Regions from separate parts of the Homo sapiens genome. Here all the other regions are linked to region 1. Evidence: chromatin loops called from intact Hi-C (ENCODE). Cell type or tissue: PC-9. All regions are shown on one strand.

Region 1 (8,000 bases):
TGCACTCTAGCCTGGGTGACAGACCAAGACTCCATGTCAAAAAAAAAAAAAAGGGGGGGGTCTGCTCTGCATCCAGTGGGCAGTCAGTTAACTATTACAGTTTCAGCTATGGGGTTACTAAAACTGAAAGATAAACAACTGCTCCATGTCAGATAAATTTTATCTGCATACTTAAAATATGAGGCTTTGATAATGATTTAGAGATGAAGATAAAAATAAATAATAAATAAATAAATAAATAAATAAAAATAAAGCCAGATGAGAAAGAAGCCTAAAATGATATATTGCAAAGTTTTAAATGGCCATTAAAGCTGAGCTATCAAATGGCTACCAAATGAAGTTTCATTTCTCATGTTATTTATAAACATTCATATAAAATTGCAAGGAGAAAAAAGGGAAAATCCTTGAACTCGTGTGAAAGACATTTTGTGCCGCGTATGTTGAATTACTATTAAGTATTCACCTGTCTTAAATGGGCTCTTTCTCCAGCCTCTGCATCATACATCTTAATGTCAGTAACATCTGCAACTGAATGGTAATGTGGATCAGTGAAGATAATCACGAGTTAATAAGAGCTTCAAATTGTGCTTTGGCTAGTGTACACCCTTTAATGTATTTGGATAATTGACCAGTACAATTTTATTAAATGCTTCTGCTTGATCAAAAAGTGCTTGTGTATAAAATTAGCTGAGAATCTGAATTTAAAAAAATTACTAGCACAGTGGTTGTTTTGCTTTATGTAGTCCTTACCTTTTAGCTTTCTTTGGTGCTTAGATTTCAGCAGTCATCGTTTAAAGATCATTCTTGGCTTCTATTTGAGTACATTGATGGTGAGGATGTAACCTTCCTCTTTTTTACTGAGTGTATGTACCACAAAGATGAAAAGACAAAAGGTGAAAAATCTATGTTCTTTGCTCCATTGATAAATCTCAAGTGCATTGGGTCTTGTGGGGACACATTGACCTTTACTATTTCTGTTTTTGTTGCTCTTTATTTATTTTGCTGCAGAATGCGATTGGTCATGAAAAATAACCCAGGGGCGATGCGGTGGGTAGTGGAGAGAAGGAAGAGGAGTGACCTGGTTTTGATTAGTTAATTCAGATTAGGGAGTAAATTCTGATTTCACAGCTGCTGTTCAGGTTCAATGGCACTACCAATTTTTCCATTTCCAGTTCCCATATATAAAGCTGACAGTTTCCTCGGCTAGAACCCTTTTTTAATGCTCCTCTTTGGCAGAGGCTCTACCTTTCCCCCCATGATTTTCAGTAGCCTTCCTCCCCCATGCAGCTTTGCCAGAGCTACTCGGTCGTGAGCTTCAAATCTCCTGTAATTCCAGTCCTAGCAGGCCCTTAAAAATGTAGCAATGCACAGATGTGCAGTGAAAATTTTAAAATGTGCACTTTCTTTTAGGAATATGAACGCTGAATATCACATAAACCTCTGATGTTCCCCTTGCCGCCTTCTAGAGCTTAGCTAACCCTTCCTTCTGTGTTTATATTCATGGCTCTTAGGTACGTGGTCGGCCGGCTTTTAGTTCTCACGCTTTCCCATCTCTTTTCTTCTATGCCAAATAGCTTACTGGTTTTATGATGTGGGCAGGGGCCAGTGAGGGAATAGTTTTAGTCCACAAGCTCCATTTCCAGTCATGGCCTGGGCTGAGTTTTAATATAGACCTTAGTTAGAGACAAAGTCTTGTTCTTCACAAAGCTCCCTTTTACAGTTTATATAAAGAAATGATAAACCTCAAAAGATCAACAGTTCCCAAAGAAGCCAATATATAATAGTCGTGCCCAGGAGCACTGTTATAACTGAAAACCTTAAAATGAGCATTGAATTGTAGCTTTGTTCCATTTTGCTTTTCCTCCCTATAATAGGGTCCCTTAAAAAGAAAGAGGAATAAAAAGAGGGAGGGAAGTTTGAGAATTGAGACTGGAATGAGTCTGATCATTTAGATGTAATGAAGCAAAGAAACAATTTTCAGTTCTGGAGGCTTTTTGTTGTTGTTCTTCGGGGTGGGTATGGATATACTGAAAAATATCTTCTCGCAATCCAGTTGCAAAATAAGTCCTGCCATTGGAGTTGCTATTAACGTAACCAGGTGAAGTGAGTATTTTGTGCGTACGTGTGTGATGGGTCAATGAAAAACACCCTCTCAGGGGACTTCACATCCTTTGAAATTCCAAGAAGTAACGAGTCTAATATTTTTCTCTCGTTAAAGAAAAAACATTTGGTGTGTGCGTGCATCTTCCTCATTACAGAGTATTTATGAAATTAGGATTTCTCCTATTTTAAAGATGGGCAATCGTCCTTCCAATTGTGTGAAATCTTCATGTATTTCAGGGTTGTTGGGCCTTTAAAATGCCGTTTCTTTTAAGAGCCTCAGTAAAGTGAGGGATTCTGACAATGACACTGGTTTAAATAATGCACTGGTAGCAGACGAGTTAATAGGCACGACGCAGAGCTGAGTGCGTTTGCATTGTTCAGTGTCTGGCTTAGCTATGAACTATAGGTGAGGGTTTCTGCCTACAGGTTAGCTGGGTAGGCGGCATGTTATTGTCCAGAAGTGGTCATTGCTTCCACGTTGGCGGGTACATATGTGAGTTGTTTTACTGTTTATTACATAAAGTATTTGTGAATTAATAGATTGTCTATCTGAGGTTGTGGGTTAATCCATGATTAAACTGATCAGGGCTTGAAAATACTGGATAAAAGGCACTGTTATGTTGCAATAGTCAAAACAAAGAAGTAAGATGAGGACTATTCTGCAGAAAATTCAGGCTAATGTCTTTCTATATGTCTACAGAGCAAAGCCAAAAAGCTAATACAAACCCAAACAGACCAACCTGTTGTCATCATGGATGAAAAAAAGGGGCATCAGTTCAGTGTTTAAGACTGGACTGGAAAGCAGAAGAGGCAGTTCTAGTTCCAGTTTTAGTGCCTCCCTTTTTATAGGGGCCTTCCTCAAAGGGTCACAGGCCAGCAGGAAAGCAAGTCATTTTTGGGTTTTGTGCCTTCTGTTTGTCTGTTATCTGTGAAATAAGGATGAAAACACCCTTTGTCATTCTGCTTCTCATTGGGCATTTGGATAGATGGATGAGACAATGAGTGTGAATCAGCTTTGAGTTCTTCAGTGGAGAGGTGTTCTAGAAATCCAAACTTACATGTATTGTTTCAGAATCTCAGCTATCTGCCATGATGTGGATGGCTGTCAGCAAGCCACAGCACCTTCCCACACACCGAAACTGAGCATCCTCTAACCTGCCCGAAAGGCAACATTTAGCATCATTGTGGAGACCCACTTTAGGTATTGACACCTTGAAGTAAGATCCACTTAAGTGCAAGGTTAAAAATGGCTCTTTTTTCACGTATCCTAAGTCTTCCACTTGTACAAATGAAAATAAGGAGATTTATGAAATGGCAATGCAAATCTTCATGCTAATCAACAGAGTTTAGAAAAAAATCAGCCAGGAGCCCTGAACATGCCAGTGGCAAGTGTACTGTTTCAGCCTGCAAGAGATAAAGTACACTGGTGCATATCGGTTAGTCTAATTTATTCAGTCTTTGCCATATCACAACCTTGTGTTTGATTTTCTTATAAACTAATAATTTCTTGAATGAATTAATACTGCTACAGCCACTAGTACCTCTACCTTGTAGAAGTTTTTTATTGTTGTGTATGCAACTAAATTGAAATATCTTTCACTTGAAATATTGACTTTAATATCTCATTTGAAAAATTCATGAAGCCTTTGATGTTAAATCCATACTCAATTTAGCCAAATGCCATTAGAATATGCAATACGCCTGAATACAGAAAGCATTATTGTCTGTGTTTCTGCAGAAGAATTACATTTTATGACTGTAACGTCAGGATCTTTTTTGGATTTGTGCATGAGGAAAAGAAAGGGAAAGGCAGCACATTAGATGCAAAATGAAAAGTGGTATTGATTAGGCTCTCATTTACCCACTCTCTGCTTCATTCCCTAAATGCATGGAAATAAGGGTTGTGCCACTGCAACTAACAATGCTCTATAATGAATGGAACAATCTTTAGAAAATTAGTGTGAGCATGTATGATAGTGCACAGATGTTGCTCGGAGTAACTGTCATACATTTCTTTTACATCTCCATTTACATAAGTCTCTTTATTTCCTAATAGTATCATAATAGAAACATGACAATAGTTAATGATTTCATAAAACATGTAATGTAAAGACTGTCAGAAAGGTAGAACGTTAATTGAAACCTATAGCTATACTGCATTAGAATTACATTTCCTAAATGAGTCATGTTAAAAATATCCCTCTTGTACCATGAAAGACAAAGACAGGTATTTTAAAACAACAACAACAACAAAAACAAAAACAGAACTCACGCTTTCAGCAGATTAAAAATTTTCCCCCCAGTAAAACACAGACCAACGAACATTGCGAAACCCACTGCATGCTAATAGAATGTTTTTTGCCTTTAGTAATTTATGGGCACTTTCCCCCATCTATCGATCACATTTTAAAAAGTAAACTTCATTAACATTTTAGAGTATAATGGCTCCAGAAAATGTTTGATTTTTATCACTACTAAAACATCATCGTGGTGTGTGCTTTCGTGTTAGCTGGTGCAGGAAAGGTATACTTCTTTTTGAGTGAAAGGGCCTTCGTCACCATCCATGTTTATTCAGGTATCTCATGGTGCCCTGAAGGAAAGAGCTCAAGGGTCATGCTATGGACAGGCCACGCTGTTTTTAAGAGTACAAGAAATACATTTATGAAACGAGGGAGGAAAAAGAATGGAGCAGAGAAAAGACAGGAAATGGCAAGTTCCTTACTCGATGAGATAACTGACTAGCCAGAAGACTAAAGATCCTTTTGAGAGTCTTTGATGCAGTCCTTGAGCTCCAGGATGTTAGGCCCTGGGCTGCTGCCTGCTCTGTAGCACCATCTGCTGGTCAATCTGCAGTCTCTGTCAGCCTGGGTGGGGAAGTGAACTGCTCCGCTCAAGACAAAGGTCGCTACTGACTTCAGTGTTAACAATTTACTCCACATTGGTGGGGGGAGGAACTATAGTTATGTTACACAAGGCTAGTAGGAATGGGACTGGATATACAGAATTTAACAAAGTGGTTACTCAAAACATCTTTTTAAAGGAAAGAAAGCAAAGCCTTTTTTTTTTTTCATGGAGAGGAAAGTATAAGAATCCCATGGATTTTTAGAACAAGACTAAACCATCTGTGCAAGAAAATTTATTCTCACCTTGATCCTTCAACATCTTGTGTATCTCCCATTCTATTAAATTAAGGCATTACTGAAATATGTTTAAAATTGAGCGCCATCCATCATAGAGATTGAGTTAGAATATCTACATAATATTTACACATCTCAACAGGAAAAGTAATTTTTCTTTTCAGTAGTTATCATTTTTGAAAACCCGGGTTGACTTGTAAGCCACCGTCTGTCTCATCCCTTACAAAGCATTTCCTCAGCTGATGCATTTCACTGATTTGATCTCACTGATATGGTAATAAAATCATTGGTCACTCAGACACAGAGCTGGTAGCCATGTGTTGAATCACCTGCTGTTAATTCAGATAGAGGTATACAGATGGGACTCAGGGACCCAAATGTGTTAATCTGAGAAATCCCTCGGCAATATCCCATGGATTACAATATTGCTGAAATATCCGGTATATAACTGCAAGTTAAATACTTCTAGAATTAATTATTAAAAGTGTATTTACCAAGGTTTAGCAACTATTTAATACGTGTTGCTTCCCAATGGGAGATTAGCCTATCTAAGGGCTGTGGAATCCTGGGGCCTTTGGAATTTATTTAATAAATGATAAGCAGCTGATTAAAAATAAATTAAATGCTAGTTAAAAGTATTTAGGGAGCTCGTTTAAAGTGTTTCGTTAGTAAGGAGTTTCCCCATCCCCTCTTTATTGTTTTAGAATTATTGACCTTATATATTGGGGTAGAAAACAAGATGGCTACCAGAGAAGAACTGTGTGAATAACCACATTTCTTAACTACATTTTTTCTTTTCTGACAGTTTTGTTTTTTAAGGTGATTTGGACTTTTTTTCTTTTTCTGAGACAGAGTCTCACTCTGTCACCCAGGCTGGGGTGTAGTGGTGCCATCACGGCTCACTGCAGCCTGGACCTCATGGGCTCAGCAATCCTCCCATCTCAGCCTCCTGAGTGGCTGGGATTACAGGCATGTACCACTATGCCCGGCTAATTTTTTTTTTTTTTAAATTTTTAGTAGAGATGGGATTTTGGCATGTTGGCCAGGCTGGTCTCAAACTCCAGGCCTCAAGTTATCCATCCGCCTCGACCTCCTAAAGTGTTGAGGTTACAGGTGTGAACCACTGCGCCGGTCCCTTAATAATTTTTTTTTTTAACCTCATGAAAATAGGTATCTTAATGCAACAGAAACTTGGAAAAAATTTTGGATAATAGGTTTCCCAGTTACAGGCTGTTGTAGGATTCACCTATACTTTTTCTGTTTTTATCTTGAAATACGTATGTAAGTATCCCTGCCTATTTTCCAATTTTTTTTTTTTTTTTAGAGCTAGAGTTCCCATAGTTAGTACAGGGAAAAAACCTCATTCTCTCTTATATAGTCATTTATAGAAAAAAATGTAAATCATAATTTATGACAAAATGATTTGAATTGTTCTTTCAGAGGTATTGAGTGCTTATTATTGTTATTTGCTAGCCATTATACTAGGCTCATTCACATACTTTCTTTTTGAATTCAGTTTTTAAGGAATTGTCACACTTACAACTTTATATGCATAGTATACACAATGCCAGTCTGCTTAAGCTTGAATCAGAAGAGTTCAAGAGCTCAGACGAACACTAATCTTTCCTTGTATGGAGTTTTCGGAGAAAACAGAATTATTTTGAGGCAAGCTCAGAAAAGCAATGGGAATTTTATGTCAAAACCAACCTGAAGACATGTTTAAAGATGGAACTATATGTTTTGTTTTAATACTTACATTATGTTTCATGTGCTTGAAATCAACATCTTCATATCTAAGCTGGTTTTTTTTTTGTTGTTGTTATTGTTGTTTTTAAGTTTAAGTTCCTTGAGACTAAGTTCTCAGTCTTTATATGATTAAAAGACATCCTGACTCAGGGCATTATGCTTAATACAAACTAGTTACAAGTAAAGATGACTTTGAACATGGAGCTTATTCATGTTGATGTCTAAGTGCTATGAATTTGAAGGGAGGATTTGTTAGGCGGGGACTGAGTGGCAGTGGGGAGATGGGGCACAGTATAGAGATCAGGCTTTGATGAAGAGAAATGCTGGCTTTCAGAAGGAGACACTGACTCCTCCTTGTTATTCATCAGCATAGTCACAGCAGAGAAGGTTGCTGGGCTGAATGACAGAGGTATGTTTTTAGATGTCTAGTAGGACTAGATAACAAATTAGAACTATCCAGGTACACATCTTACGAAAAAATACAGCAGATACACCAGATTTATTCAAACAGGATTTTGTGCTATTGGCCAAATATAGACCAAACAGCAAATGGTGACCTGAAATAGGAACTAGCACTTTTGGTAACAGAAATCTCTCCAGAACCAAATCCTGGATAGATAAAGTGCCACTAAATAGGAGAACCTGATCACAATACAGAGTCTGAGATTGACTTGTGTGGCTTGTGGTTAAGAGCTGAAAGTCAATGATAATAATTGAGTCAGTTTATCTTAAGGATCAGGGATAATCAACCTAAAAGACAAAAGGAGTTGCCATCTTCATTTATCAGCCAGATCTTGGGACCGGGAGACACAGCCACTTATGGTTCCTGCATGAGGCAACTCCAAAGGAAAATGTAGCATTTACCCAAATCCTGAAGATAAATGTATGTAAAGTGAAGCTCCCACAGTTAATATGGGTAGATTTACCACTATTGGAGAAGTGAATAAAGTCAAGTGAAAAATAGAATGCGTCTTGGCTGTGCTTGTTGGCCATGGCCACTGATCAGGCAGCAGC
Region 2 (8,000 bases), 390 kb after region 1:
GAACAATAAGGAGCATGAAAACAATATTTTTTCCCCTATGGTGTGGATTTTTTATTAGTGTTTTAAAAGAAAATCCCCAAGTCCTCCTCTTGAGTAGCAAGAAGGTGATATGGCATAAGCTCTGCTTTCAGAAAATTGATTAGGCAAACCATCATGATAATGTCAGGTAATACGTGAGATAATAGAGGTCTATATAAGGGGCTGTAAAACAGCAAGAGATACCACTTAATTGTGCCAGGGAGGGAGCTAAAGAAAGCTTCACCAAAAAGTCAACAAGTTCTTGAAGAGTGAGTAGGAAGCAACCAGTGGAGAATATGAGAAGGGAATGCTAGGCGGGGGAAAGAACGTATACAAAGACCAAGCACATATACGGAAGTACAGAAACAGGAAAGGCCATAGCTTGTTTATGCTTAGCAGATACCGAGGCCTGGTTGCAATGTAGATTCCTGTGGGGAGTGATGAAAATTGAGGCTAAATATGTAGTCAGGGGTGGCGCACAAAGGAATACACACTCCATGCTAAGGCGAATGGAATTTTCCAAGTGAGCACTGGAGATTCACTGAAGATTTTGAAGTCGGAGGATGAAAAGATCAATTTGCATTGAAAGAACTCAATTCTAGAAGAAGCAGGGATGGAGTGGGGTGTCGCCTGTGTTTTCCAGCCATAGCACTGTTATAAGGCAAAAGCATCATATAACACTCGTAAGGCATCATTTTCTTGATTGTTCATAGAAAACTCTGCCCTAAATTTGTTTCCTAATTAGATCTGGGAGTCTTTAAAGGTGTCTTGTCCCTTTAGTTATTCTGTAATATTCACTGTTTCCTTCCTCCCTGGTTAAGTGTGTAGAATTTTAAGACTGTCTGGAAAATCCTGCTTCCTCCACTTACTGAGTGAACATGGTTAAGTTATGAGGACTAAATAAGTTAATACATGTAATATACTTAGAACAGTGCCTAGCACTGTAGTAAATGCTTAATAAACATTGGATATAACAGCTTCAGTCCCTGTTAGAGAAGTGTTTTTCAAACCGTGGGTCACAGACCATTAATGATACATAAATCAATTTAGCAGGACTGACCATTGTATCTTTTTAAATAAAATATGGCATAATAGAAAATATCTGTAAATACAGAATACATCAGAGTATGCATGGCAAGGGTTAGCATTGTTTCAATATACATGGTGGTATATGTACACATATATGCATGTGTACTGGATTGGGATAGAAAATGTATTTTTTACTGTGGTTAATGGTCAAAAAGGCAGGTATTGTTGTTTTGCTATATTACTATATTCTTAATCCCTTATTCTTAGTTCGTAAGAACTCAGTATTGATTGGAATCAATAAATGGATGTATTAGGACACTGGCTTTCTATGGTCATGGATCCCATGACCATGGCTCTCAATATCCAAACAGGCTGTTTTGTTGCTAACCTACTGTCAAGGAGCCTAGGGGGATGCTGCTTCTGCGGACACCCACTGGCATATACATCAAGGTTTTGATGGAACTGAGGTGTCTGCTAAGGATACCTCTTCTGGCTAGAGAAAGTACTGAAGTCAATGCTGCCAAGGGCTACACTTCCAAAGTCCTGCCAAGATCGAGGTGAAATTAATTTTTGATTTTCACCTGCATTCACTTTGTCCTGAAACTCAGGCAAAAGGCTACAAGATTGGCTGGGAGACTTCCTGAGTAGACACACTGTCAACTTCAGAATCATCTCTCCTCTGACATTAGCCCATCTTTCTTGAACCAAAACTCCCTTCTTAGTTTCTGTCTTCTCTGAATCTTTCTGTGTGTGTGTATTTTGTTTTCCTTGAAGGTTCTAAATCTATCATGACAGCAGAGGCTTGGGCAGTCTTGCCTACCTAGACATATCTCATCCGGCCTATATCCTATGGCAAACGCTCCTGGCCTCATGGTGTATCAGGGCCTTTTGCAATAGCCTTGGCAAACTATCACAAGACCCTTAACTAAGTCAGTGACAGCATTAATTGAGAAGAAGTGACATTGACCTGAAGAATTTAGGATAGCAATCACTATGCATCCATTCAAGGATAATATTCAAAATATGTAAAAATCAATTTTTCATGAGCACTGAGTAACAAAGATGATGCCACCATCAGAAAAGACTCCAAACATAAGCACGGTGGCTGTAACCCATTGTGCACTGGCTGAATCTCAGCATTGACTTCCATGATCATTATGCGTTATGTTTTCAAAAGTTCAAGTTAACAGAGATTTCTGAGCACTAGTGTGCAGGTGAGGGGACAAGACAGAGAGCTTGATTACTAAAATGCCCCAGCAGAGAGCAGGTAGCTGATGGAATGATAAATGGCTGTGTTGCTATGGGCTGGGTCCAAATGAAAAGTAACTATGTTTGATGATTACAGTTTAAGAACCTCAGGAGGAGACCTAGCCTTGAGAACTCACTAGAAAGTAATTGCCTATATCATACACCGAGGTTAGACTTCCGCTTTCTTAATCATACAAAGCAGACATTTCACCTATTGATCTGACTTTCCTATGGACTTAAAGAAGGCAAGGCTTTTTTTTACAATTTATGAAATTAGAACATCATTCTTAAGCTGATGATAAGCCTGCTAAAATGTTCGTTCTGACTTGGCTCAGAAATGCCCTATAACATTTCACAGTGCTAGACTTTTCAAACTGACGGATTAATTTTGGTATAGAAAAAAATGAATTACATTCCTATTGCATTTGATCTTTGAAACAGTAAAATTCTTAATTATTTGAGGCTCTCAAACTTTTCTTTTTTTTTAATTCACTAACCTTGGAACATTTATCAGTAGTACACAGAACAAATAACTAACTTGATCAATTCCAGCATCTCTCCTTTTACATTCTCTTAAGTATTAAAATGTAACTTTAACATTTACATTAGTTAGAGTTGTATGTTTTTCATTTTTTCCTTTGAGTTAAACATTAGCTATTTTTACCCTACCCTATTTTGTTATCACATGCAGATACAAAATGTTATACTTGTTTGTTGACAGAGAGAGAAATGGAACAAAAAAGAAGTTAATGACGAAGTATTTATTTCATAGGTATTTTGAAGCCTGAAGAGGTAACAGGAACGTTGTTTGCAATTTTTCTGCACCTTATCTATGTCCTCCTTGACTCATGCTTTTTTTCTCCTAGATGCTTTAATACATGTTAAAATGTCCAGTTTCTCTTTGTTCCCCATAAAGGCCATATGGAATGGGGATTCCAACGTGGTTAGATGTGCTCTGACAAGAACACTCACAGCAACACATAAAGCACAAACCTGTTAAGAATTTCACCTCTTAAGAAATGACAGAGTAATTACAGGACAACATGTCCTTCATGAGTAAAAACAACCAAACTAAAGTGCTTTCAAGGCTGGCGTGGCCTACTTCTCTTCTGGCAAGCTGCATAAATCATCAGCTACGGAGGGACTGTCTCACGGCCGTGGGGCACACGTGTGCGCACGTCTGCATGCAAGCACACATATGGGAGTGCACATGGACGCATCATGGGTTAATGCACTCAGTCTGGGTAGTTGAAACTCTGATAATAAACCCCCAATACATTTTACCTCCATCTCTTTCCCCCTTAATCTTTAAACCTCAGGCTGCTTTAAGGGGAAATTTAATCCATATATGTCTGCCTCATTTTCATTTAAATCGTCAAAAAAAGTTGTTTTAAAAGAGTTCTTTGATGTCCTAGACTCCCTTGAGCCTTTTCTTAGCCTATTTTCTTAAAAACAGGAATTAGCATTTTCCCAGGTGCAGAGAAGCTCTAACTCTCTCCCCAAACACAACCTCCTCCCCCACTCAAGGTCTCAACTGAAAAAAAAAAAAAAGAAAAAGTTTTGGAGTTACCTAGGGAGTGCTGGTATATGAAACAGCTTAACTGAGGATCAAAAAACATTTACAAATATGAACTCTTAACACACGGGTTTGCATTGGAGTTAATGATTAACGTTTCTGCTCATTCTGCCTAGAAGACCTCCCTAGGGAAGTGCCAATCTCCCCACACTTGACTGTGCCTGGATTCTGGGAGAATTCAGAGACATGGATCTTAATGCAAGCAGCTTTTTCTGCCTTATCATATTTTTGATAGACCTACAGATATGCCCATGTCAAAACCCATATTTTTTGCTCTCCAGGTGGTACTTTACTTCTTTGCTTTGTGCCTAATGTGTATCATTTCATTCTGGCTTTCACATTCAGGACAGAACTTCTTAATCATTTTTAGATACACAAAAGTAGGCATATTCCATCTCACTGTGCACAGCATTATCCAAAGCGTAATCTATGTTTGTCTAAAACTCTAGGGTTCCCACAGTGAAGTCCTAACTTTAATCAATGGAGAAATCTCAGAAAATTGTTTAGAAGAAATGTACAGTTAGAGAAAGACAGTGAATATTGTAGTTCCTTGTCCAGAATTCTTACTTTCTTTGAAAACTTTTAAAATAAGAGAGTTATGTTTCAAACATGTTTTCTTTCTCGTTCCTCAACACTATTGGAGTTTCACAGTTCAGATTAAGTACAATTAATATCAGAGGGATGGGTCTGTGATAGCGGCTTCTATGAGTCATCTGGCAGACATCCACAGTTATATACCAAGTGACAAATCATTTTGGAATCTGGGTATAGGATTCCTGCTCTGGAGGCTCAGAACCAGCAAGGTGTTTTCTATATTAGCTTTGAAATGCAAGGCTGATCACATCTCCCCATTTAAAAGCGATGGTGGCTGCTGGTTGCATTCAGGATAGTCAACAAAGCTCTACAGTATCCCATTGCTGTGACACCTCTGCTCCACCTCCATGTGTGCTATGTTGGAGCCACAGAAGCCCCCTCTTGTCTTCACTGGCATGTGCTTGCACACCACTATGCCCTTGCTGATGCCAATTCCTATCCTAGGAGTGCTTCCCCACTTTATATGCCTGCTGGATGGTTCCCTCATTCTTCAAGACCTAGCTCAAAAGATATCCCCACTGTGTAACTTCTTTAGCTTCTTTAGGCGAAGTCATTACGGTTTGTCTCATTACCTCCTGGTCTTGCCCATGACAATGTGAGCTTTTGGAGGGAAGGCACTGTATAGTGTTAACTGTTATATCGCCAGCACATGGCCTAGGAAGTACCTGGCAGAGTGAGGTTGTGGGGATAGTGCCTGGCACACATGGCTCACACCTATCCACAGATGTAAGCTTCAAATGCTACCGGGAGGAAGTTAGCTAGGCCGGACTCCAGGTCCTCCAGCCCACTTCCACCAGAACAGCCCAGCTTTCATTTGTTCCCACTCTAGGCATCCATAGTGGCACAGATAGGCATTTAATTAATGTTTGTTAAATGGATGGATGGATGGATAAATGGGTGGATGGATGGATGGTTACCAGTGCAAAATCTCATAATTCAAATAAATTGAACAAATTCACAAATACTTAGTAAGGACTTCCAGTGTTTCAGTACTAGGTCCAATGAGAACTATAAGGAGATAGATAACTCAATGTCCACTTGAGGGAATTTTAGATTAGGTAGCAACTCAGGGCTTAAATATATGAAAGATAAAAAGGAATTCCAGAGCCAAACATCAATAGAAGTCCCACAGATGACCTTTGAGGCTGAACTGCTGTAGTAGATGCACTACCAAGCTGAAGTAGGGAGGGCTGGAGGGTTTGTAAATGATCCCTTAACTAGAATGAATTTTACCATGACAAGTATATTTCCACTGCTTAACGTTTTCTAAAACTCACCAATACCATTCATTGAAAATATGTAAGTTTAAAAGTTATGTAAGTTTAAAAGAAACATGAGGTAAAATAATAAATAAATATTGAAAGAAATAAGATTTTTAAAATAAAACAAAATGACCTGAAGATACTTAGTATAAATTATTGGAACATTTTGCAGAAAGTTTGTAAAATGTATCTCCTACAAGTTCACTGTGATTGTTTAGAACCTAGGAGTGTTTTGAGTGATGGTAACTTGTACAGTGGTCACAAGAGTGGAGGTGGATGAAGGAAAGGATATGAAATTGAGAGAGATATGGAAGTCAAAATCAAAAGAATCATACATTGGTTTGGCTTTGACAGGTTAAGGGACCAGACTGACTCCCAGATTTCTGGTTTCTGTTACTGGGAAAATATTTGGGGTTTTTGTTGACAGGAAATAAGAGGGAAAAATTTAAAATAAAGAAACAAGGATTTTTTCCCCTTTTAAAAAATGATAATAGTAACAACAACCATAAATAAATAAATAAATTTGCTGACCAACCCTAGTAGTCACAGCTAGATAACAGCAGAACATATAAAGAAGAATTCACATCTCTCCACCAAGGGCAAATTTAAGTTTTGTGGGGCCTAAAGCATATACAGCTGTGGACAGGGGAAGGAGCTTGTTTTAAGAAGGAACACAGAATTACAAATACAAAATAAGAAATTGAATATTCCACTAGAATGAGAAAAAATAATGGCATAATATTTTTACTATTTGTCTAACATACATTGATGATGCTTTTTTCTTGCATTTTTTGTTTTTGGCTTTATACTCTGAATATACTTGAAACCCTGCAGTTAGTCCTGTATCCATCTGTCAGGACCAAAGTTATGGTGACCAGCCAGCCTGAGGTAGTTTAGAAACAAAGCCACTAAGACTACGATAACAATTTGCATTCACTGAAGCTGTGTACGAGGTTAGAGCACCCTAGAATATTCATTTATAGCATCATCTACTCCCTCTCCTTGAGATAATCAGAAAGTCCATTGTGCAAAAGTGGAGACGTGGAGTCATCTTTTCCAGATCTGCCTCTAAACATGGCATGAGGTGTGCAGAGAGCACTTATAGCATATGTGATGAGCGAATGAAGGAATGAATAGAAAAACAATGTTTTCTATTAAGGAATATCATTTAGAGCAGTAATGCCTCAGTACCCACTTCTGTGGCCTAAGGAGAGAATTTTTGAAGATAGCTAATAGACAGCTGCTGGAAAGAGTTCCCCAAACATTATCTGATAAGTAGGACAATTTATGCAGAGGACAGGAGCAGAGGGGAGGTAACGAGGTCAGTCAGTAAATCACCGGGCGTTTCTAAGACTTTTAGGCAATTCTCCTAGCTATACCATAGAAAAATTATTTTCATAGCTTAGGAAAATAAGTCTTTGCTAAGTTACCAGGCATTTTCTGTTGGTTTCATGGTAAATTTCTTGTTGATCACTTTCTGTTCCCCCATTTTACTTGCCAGCTTTCTTAGTTGCCAAGTGGTGACATTTTTCATTTGCCGTGAAGAGTAGGTGACGTTAGTAACAGCCCTGTATGCATTCTCCACTTCACTGTCTGAGATGTTAAAAAGGCATTCTGGAGAAATCAAGACAGCTGAGCTCTCTCTTCCCATTCCCAACTTTGCTGCTTCTTGTACTCAGTCACTTCCTCTTCCCAATTCTCTGTTAGTATGTGCATATGTGGAGCATTTCCTGATGACTTTAGGAGCCTACTTCCCAAATTACTTTATGTGTAATGGCATTGCTTCAGATGTAGTTCATTGGAATTTTTGGTCTTGCATCTATCTTTTTTCCCAACCATGGAACTGCAGGTCTTCTGAGTCTCAGAATGAGGAACACCACTGTACGACCAGCTCTTCCTTCCACGGAGCTCAGTCACTAACCCTGTTGCATACCAAGACTTTCAGATCTTGGTTACCACCTTGTGCACCTTTTTAATTCTTCTCCAATGTGTATTTCCTGTAATATGATATTCATTTGGGAGCACAACCATAGGATTGATATGGTCTGACCTCTGGTGTTCAAATCATTTGTGAAATACGCTGCATGGCCTTTTCATTTTCAGCTTTTCATCATTACTTCCTTGTGTTATTTTGCTTCAATCACATCTGTGTTTGCTTATTGTGCACCCAAATATGTCAAACATCTCAATGGCAAAAGAAAAAAATATACAGACACACCATCTTCTTTTCCAAGTTGTCATAGAGCATGATCCCTAAACAGACTTCAGAGTAC
Region 3 (8,000 bases), 700 kb before region 1:
CTTGTAAGCGAAGAATCCATTCCATTACCAAACAAGGGCAGGTGTAGAAGAGTCTAGGAGCAAAGTTCTGTTTTGCTGAGACTATCATCAAGCAAATTAAGTTGGAAATACCTAAATTGAACATGACACTGCATGAATATAAATCAATATATGACATAAACACCTGTATATATTAATGTCATATATCAATAGTACATTTAGATTGCATTAAAATCATATGTCACTTGATGAGGGTATGTTCTGAGAAATGCATCGTTAGGTGATTTCATCATATGAACATCATAGATGGTACTTAATAAAACCTAGATGGTATAGTCTACAACACACCTAGGCTACATAGTATAGCCTATTGCTTCTGGGCTACAAACCTGTACAGTGGTATTGTACTGAGTACTGTAGGCAGTTTTAACTCAGAGGTAAGTATGTATCTTTTTTTTTTTTTTTTTTTTAAATACATACCTAGCATGTATTTATTCTGGCTTTTGGAGCTTCTGGCCAAACTCATATTCTAGTATGTGGTGTTTTTAACATCCTGTTCAATGTAGGCTTTGTGGGGCATGTCTGACCAATTGTACCTTCACTTACTAGTTCTTTTTTTTTTTTTTTTTTTGAGACAGCATCTCGCTCTGTCACCCAGGCCGGAGTGCAGTGGCATGATCTCGGCTTACTGTAACCTCCACCTCCCAGGTTCAAGTGATTCTCATGCCTCAGCCACTCGAGTAGCTGGGGTTAAAAGTATGCACTGCCACTCCCAGCTAATTTTTGTTATTTTAGGAAAGACGGGGTTTCCCCATGTTGGCCGGGCTGGTCTCAAACTCCTAGCTTCAAAGAGATACCCCCAGCCTCGGCCTCCCAAAGTACTGGGATTACAGGTGTGAGCCACTGCGCCAGGCCCCACTTACTACATTTTTGTAGGTACTCAGGTACATTAACTTATCCAGTTTACCTATGAAAAGTGGGAGAAAGTATCCTTTCATCCCATTGTTCTGTGAGTTGTCAGGGTGCATACAGACCCTGCCATATATGTGAATGTGTTCAGCTCTCTGGAGTCAGTGCCTCCAGTATTTATATATCGAAACATAGAAAAGGTACAATGAAAAGACAGTATTATAATCTTAAGGGACCACCATTGTGTATATAGTCCATTCTAAGCCAAAATGTTATGCAACATGTGACTGTATATGTAATTGAATTTGCATCAGCTCGCTGGTTTAAAGGCATCTGCTCTTCATTGCCAGCTCAGTTCAGCCTTTACCTCTTACACTAAGAAAATGGGGAAGAAATCAAGGTGGGCAAATATTCTACAACCCACTAAGGGACAACATTTGTGACTTTTTTCTTATTTAAATTACTGTTTTTCATGGGAATTTGAATCCAGACATCAAGTGTTTCCTAATAAATTATCTTGGTATACATGATTGATTATGCTTGCCATAAAATTTTTTACATTGTCTGAAACTTTTTAGATTAAACCATATTAATTCAGTAAACATTTTCAGAATTGTTTTTGGACAGTCCCATTTTTCTTTTCTTTTTCTTTTTCTTTTTTATTTTTTTGAGATGGAGGAGTCTTGCTCTGTCGCCCAGGCTGGAGTGCAGTGGCACAATCTCTGCTCACTACAACCTCCACCTCCCGGGTTCAGGCAATTCTCCTGCTTCAGCCTCCGGAGTAGCAGGGATTTACAGGCACATGCCACCCCGCCCGGCTAATTTTTTTGTATTTTTAGTAGAGACGGGGTTTCACCATGTTGCCCAGGCTGGTCTCAAACTCCTGACCTCAGGTGATCCACCCGCCTCGACCTCCCAAAGTGCTGGGATTACAGGTGTGAGGCACTGCGCCCAGCTGGACAGTCTTATATTTAATTAACGTTTAATTTGTGCTTGAAAATTAGGACAACCCATTGTCACTAATTCCTCTTAATAGCAAACTTAAGCATAGATACGGCCCAACTTGCATAATCAGAGCCATATGTCACCCTCTCATCTGTGTTAGCAACTAAGAGAGCCCATTACTATTACTTTTTTTTTTTTTTTTAAGATGGAATCTCACTCTGTTGCCCAGTCTGGAGTGCAGTGGTGCTATCTCGGCTCACTGCAACCTCCACCTCCCAGGTACAAGCGATTCTCGTGCCTCAGCCTCCTGCCTGAGTAGCTGGGACTACAGGCACCCACCACCGCACCTGGCTAATTTTTTGTATTTTTAGTAGAGACGGGGTTTCACCATGTCGGCTGGGCTGGTATCGAACTCCTAACCTCAGGTGGTCTGCCCACCTCGGCTTCCCAAAGTGCTGGGATTACAGGCACGAGCCACCATACCTGGCCACTATCACCTTTTTTAATGAAATAATTCATAATACCAAAAGTATATTTATCTTATAAGCTTATATCTTATACTTTATACCTTTTTTCCTGCCTCTAATAACATTTATCTCATTGTCTGTCAAACCTCCTTCTTCTTGAGGCCCACCCACCACCAATCTGAAAACAAGAGGCAAGTGTTTATTTTTCTTAAAGCAACATAATACTTCAGGAACCAATTTTTGTTTCATTTACAGTTACATTACAAACTACCTCAAAACTTAGTGGCTTACAACAACCATTTTATCTTGCTCATGATTTTATGAGTCAGTAATTTGGGAAGGATTTATCTGGGCAGTTGGCACCGGCTGGGCCTGTAAGATCTGCTTCTATGATAACTTCTTCACTTGCATTTCTGGTTCCTCCGTGCTCCTTGACCTCCGCACATGGATCTGTCATCCTCCAGGGCTTCTCCATAGTTGTCTTACAGTAGTCATATTTTATACTACGTGGTAGTTGGCTTCTAAGAGAAATACCTCAAGAGCAAGTGTTCTGAGAAAGTGGAAGCTAGACATGGGTAGGTAAGGGTTATGCCTAGAACTGGCACAGGATCACTTCAGTATTGTATTCGTCAGAGCCATGATAGGACCCACCTGAGTTGAAGGGAATGGGGAAATAGGCTGTACCTAAACTTGATACTGACGAGGTCACATTGCAGAAGAACATGTGGATGGGAGATATTGTTGCCATCTTTGGAAAATACAAATTGTCACACATTTACTGTCCTTTGATAATGCTTTTCCCCAGTATTTAAATAGCTATGTATTATTTAGTGTCTCTTAAAACTTGTTTCCAATTTTTGTAGCTATAGTTAATGCTATTCAACATGTGATAGTTGTTTAATTGGTTCTCTTTTATTTGAATTACAAGATTTTTATTTGAAACATATGAAGTGTTATGATTTGGTATTAGCTGCCCATTTCATCAGTGATCCTTGAGATACTGGTAGTGACTCTAAAACAACCAATTTTTTATTTTTTTATTTTTGAGACAGGGTCTCACCCTGTTCCCCAGGCTGGAGTGCACTGAAATCATCTCGACTCACTGCAACTTCCACCTCCCTGGTTCGTTCAAGCGATCCTCTCACCTTAGCCTCCTGAGTAGCTGGGACTACAGGCACACAGCACCACACCTGGCTAATTTTTGTATTTTTTTGTAGAGACGAGGTTTAGCTGTGTTGCCCATGCTGGTCTTGAACGTCTGGCCTTAAGCAGTCTACCCGCCTTGGCCTCCCAAAATGTCCACGCCCAACCTGGGCCAATTCTTAAAGTTTTGTTGTTCCTACTGTGAAACTGTTAGTTGTCTTTGCTTGTTTGTTTGTTTTGTTTTTGAGACCGAGTCTCGCTCTGTCGCCCAGGCAGGAGTGCAGTGGCTTTATCTTGGCTCACTGCAACCTCTGCCTCCCGGGTTCCAGTGATTCTCCTTCCTCAGCCTTCTGAGTAGTGGGATTACAGGTGACCACCACCATGCCCAACTAATTTTTGTATTTTTAGTAGAGATAGGGTTTCGCCATATAGGCCAGGCTGTTCTCAAACTCCTTACCTCAAGTGATACACGTGCCTCGGCTTCCCAGAATGCTGGGATTACAGGCATGAGCCACTGTGTCCGGCCGAAACTGTTTGTTCTAACAGCACTCTTTTGTGGGGGTTTTTTCCCAAATTCCAATTGTATGATTATGTCGTTTTAAAAGTTGAACACTAGGTGGCAGTATTATTGTATTTAGATAATCAGTTCATGAATTTGACCTTGTACATTGCCCATAAATTGATTTTTATAATCAGTAAAGTATTAGCTTAGTAACCTGCCATAATTGCTATTAAAACATAAAATTGGTCTATCATGACTTTATAAATTATTTCACAATGAGGAGTTGTTTGAAACTAGTAGTAGTATTTCTAGTTAAAGCCACTTTTTTGTGTACCATTTAAATCTAAATTATTTGATTGTATGTAAAAGCAACGTAAGGAAAATACTGGAAAATAGCTTAGGTATATTTGAAAGAGAGAAATGAGTCCATTTGACCTCTCCCTTCTACTAAACTCATTCTGCATATTGTTTATACCAGCGAATCTGAAATATGAATATATAAATGGGCATTAAGAGTCAGCTGGGGAATGTGCTTAAAAAGATTCTAGGCTCCATTCCCAGAAATTCTAATGTAGGTCATACATTGGTAACATATTGAGGAACACAAATCTGTACTACTTTATAATTTACCACATTCTTTTGGATTTTCTGTACGTTTAGATTTTTTATCTTCATATTTTCCATGTCTTCACACCTACACTGCAAACTCCTTTGGGGCATATATTTTATAATTGTGTGTCTCCATTGCTCCTAGTATAGCTAGAAGTCAGTGTCTCTAGAATTGAGGGTTGGCTTTACTAATTAGTAAGCTGTGTAACTATAGTTACATACTTTGTTCAAGCTTAATTTGTTTCATCTGTAAAATCTTTTTTCCTCACCCATGAAAGACAGATACATCTCAGAATTGCTGAGTCAGATGAAATAATGTATAAAATATATAGTGTAATTTTAGTATAAGATTTCACTGATACATATTGTGGAGATACAAGTGCTTTTTTTTGAGACAGGGTCTCGCTCTGTTGCCCAGGCTAGTGGCATGATTATGGCTCACCGCAACCTTGACCTCTCAGGCTCAGGTAGCCTCCTGCCTCAGTTTCCCAAGTAGCTGTCGCCACGGGCTCAAACCACCACCCTCAGCTAATTTTTTAAAAAATTATTAATATTTGTAGAGACAGCATCTCCCTGTGTTGCCCAGGCTGATCTCGAACTCCTGGGCTCAAGCAATCCTCCTGCTCCAGACTCCACAGTGCTAGAACAGGCATGAGCACTGTGTTCGGCTTCCCCCTTGTTTTTTTTTAACCTTGTAGAAAAAGAGGGTGATTCTAAGTGTGAGATGCCACATTTCATAGCATGTCAGTTGCAACATATCTTTGAGTGATTGCTGTGGGTCTGGTATATTTAATGCTCCAATTATAGTATGTTAAAGATTATTGGGTTACCCTCTTTCAGTTAGCATTAACAGTGTTTCCTAAAGGAAAAAATCAGGTTTCATTTAATATGGCCAAGTTAAGTTTTTAAAATAAACGTATTTGTATTCACTTACAAGTTATTTCTTTGGCATCCCTTGTAAGCCGTTAGACACAGCCTTCTTGCCTAATACAGCTTTTAATTTGGGTGCAGTTTTTCTCTTAAACATCAAAAAATTACTCATTAACTGCTTGAGTAGCAGACTGCCCTTTGAGCTGGTTTGTTTCCATTTTACAGAAGGGGAAACTGAGACTCAGAGTGCTTAGGTAACTAGCTCAAGATTCCCATCTTCTGAGTGACAGAGCCACATAAATCCAGGTCTATGGGACTTAAAAACCTTTTTTTACCATATGTCTCAGTTAAGCACTGTGCTGGTTGGTCACTGAGAGTGATAGAAAGATGAGAATGCTGTAAGCAAACCCTGGAGCAACTCTTTGGATAGTGTATGAAAGAGAGTAGGGTAACTTAATACAGTATCCGCGGTAAAAGCTACATTACAGATCTTCCGAGTATGGTGACATCCTGAAGATAGTACTGTTGAATTTCGAGTGAAGCATAGTTTTTAAGAATGAGTAAGGATTTATGGAGAGAAAATGATTCCAAGTAAAGAGAAAAAGAAACCTATGCCATAGGATAGAAGCCTAAACAGTAGTAGTGAGTGAGTGGCCAAATTTATTGTGGCCAAATTTAGGATACACCTTCAACCAGTGCATCAGCTCCTCATCTTAGATGCTGCTGCTCCTATCGACCTACTTGTATTTGAGGAAAATTGAAATGTAATAAGATATCCAGGGATGGAGCTTACAATGTATTTTCCTCACTATTTTCCACTATCACCTTGAACAGTTTTCTTTACGGTCTAAACATCAGGGGCAAAGTAGGCTTTTATGGGCTGGTCTGGGAAATAAACTGTGATATGCTTTGTTTCTAGGAGATAATTCATGTTGAGTTCCTACTCAATTTATGGCAACATAAACTGTGATTTAGAGACTGGTGATTTAGAGACTTGCTGTATTATTAATAGTATTTCTTTATAAAGTATCTCTTGGTCAGCATTCTCTTCAAAATTGTCTAATGCAAAATTTCAGTAAGAATGTATAGTGACCCTAGACTAAAAATTAGGATTATTTGACATGTCATGAGAAGGAATGGTAGAAAGGATTATATGACCACAGAAAGTGTGGAAGCTAATGATACATTTCATCATCAACATTAGACTGTTTACAGCATGTTGACTTAAAATAGTTTTCCAAAGTACCTTGGATTTTTTTTTTTTACTTTAAATGTAAAAATATTTGATGTTTAGAGTTTGTCCACGTTGAATAATAATACGTTCAGATTCTTGAACTTTTAGACTTACCAGCACATTTAACAACATACGTAGTTTGTAAACTAAATGAGCCTGTGAAGACAAGTAATTTGGGTTTATTCTGAGACTTCTACTTCTGAATTCTCTACTACAGGTTGTATGCCACAGTGATTAAGATTAGTTTCCAGGAAGACAGCAGAAAGAATTGAAATTCTGGGAAATTCCTCTTCATGTTCCTGTTTTTAAAAATTCCTTTCTGAGGAGCCAGGGGCTTGTGCCGTAATCCTGATAACTCAGGAGGCTGAGGCGGGAGGATCACTTGGGGCCAGGAGTTCAAGACCAGCCTAGGCAATGTAGTGAGACGGTGTCTGTAAAAAAAAAAAAAAAAAAAAAAAAAAAATTTAATTAGCTGTGTGTGGTGGCGCAAGCCTATAGTCCTAGCTACTTGGGGGAATTAGTTCCCCCAAGTAGCTAGGGAGAATTGTTTGAGCCCAGGAGTTTGAGGCTGCAGTGATATGATTGTGTCACTGCACTCTAGCCTGGGTGACAGATCAAGACCCCACCTCCAAAAAATAAAACAAAATTTTAAATTCCTTTATTAAATTGCAATAAGAAATAAGAAGCAAAAACACTCTTAAGAGTCTAGGTCAGGCTAGAAAATCAGACCCTCCTCAGTATTTACTTCCTGGCTGCTTTTGGTGTGTTGCAATTTCCCCTGCACGATAAGCCCTTCTGGTTTTCACATTGCGCTATGAAATACCTTTGGTTGGATTTCCAGTTGCTTGCATAGTAAAGAGGATAAATGTCTGTTTAATTTGTCTTTGTTTGCGATTCCCTTCAGAATATGAGGCAGAGTACCCTGATTTTTCTGGACATTCTTTCTCACTTCTCCTCTCCCCCATCCTATTATTTCTTACAGCTGAGACTGCTGGTTATTTGCCAACATCCATTTCCCCATTCTTTCATTAGTAAGAGTCCCTGAGTTTTACATGGGCATGTATGTGGCTGCTCACCTAGACCCTATTTCCCAGTTTCCCTTGTAGCTAGGTACGCCATGTGGTTAAGTTCTGACCAGTGGGTTTGTAAGTATTAGAAGAGATGTGTACAACTCTAGTTTATGTCATAAGAAAAGATGTATCCTTACTTTTTTTCCTTCCCGATGGCTAGAATGCAGACATGATAAAGGAAATTACCAACAGCTGTCCCGTGCTACAAAATGCAAGCCATAGTAAGGATAACTTATCAAAAAGATAGAAGGAGCTTGGGTCATACTAGCCTA

What was found. Peaks named below come from ENCODE experiments on the same cell type or tissue, not always from the same donor. Only the 100,000 strongest peaks of a DNase experiment are listed, where the experiment ranks them.
Region 2: a loop joins it to region 1, with 2.6 times the contacts of the local background. A loop is called at or near these places in 3 of 110 quality-filtered maps.
Region 3: it touches region 1 in a loop (6-fold over the local background); 9 of 110 quality-filtered maps call a loop at or near these places.

What each region holds. Positions count from the first base shown.
Region 1 is chr1:88,177,644-88,185,643 of GRCh38, reverse strand. No RefSeq gene overlaps it. Among named protein-coding and RNA genes, the nearest start is that of LINC01773, 280 kb to the right of the region's middle. RefSeq lists a silencer at 4,968-5,017. In PC-9, a CTCF peak has its summit at 4,950 (motif pointing left); a DNase peak (open chromatin) is centred at 4,948.
Region 2 is chr1:87,792,067-87,800,066 of GRCh38, reverse strand. No RefSeq gene overlaps it. Among named protein-coding and RNA genes, the nearest start is that of LINC01773, 110 kb to the left of the region's middle. In PC-9, no CTCF peak of the experiment used is centred here; a DNase peak (open chromatin) is centred at 4,606; H3K27ac peaks cover 1,088 bases.
Region 3 is chr1:88,873,619-88,881,618 of GRCh38, reverse strand. The region is part of intron 2 of GTF2B (general transcription factor IIB); the gene reads left to right. Among named protein-coding and RNA genes, the nearest start is that of GTF2B, 14 kb to the left of the region's middle. In PC-9, CTCF peaks have their summits at 3,888 and 4,091 (motif pointing right); DNase peaks (open chromatin) are centred at 2,648 and 4,068; H3K27ac peaks cover 1,519 bases.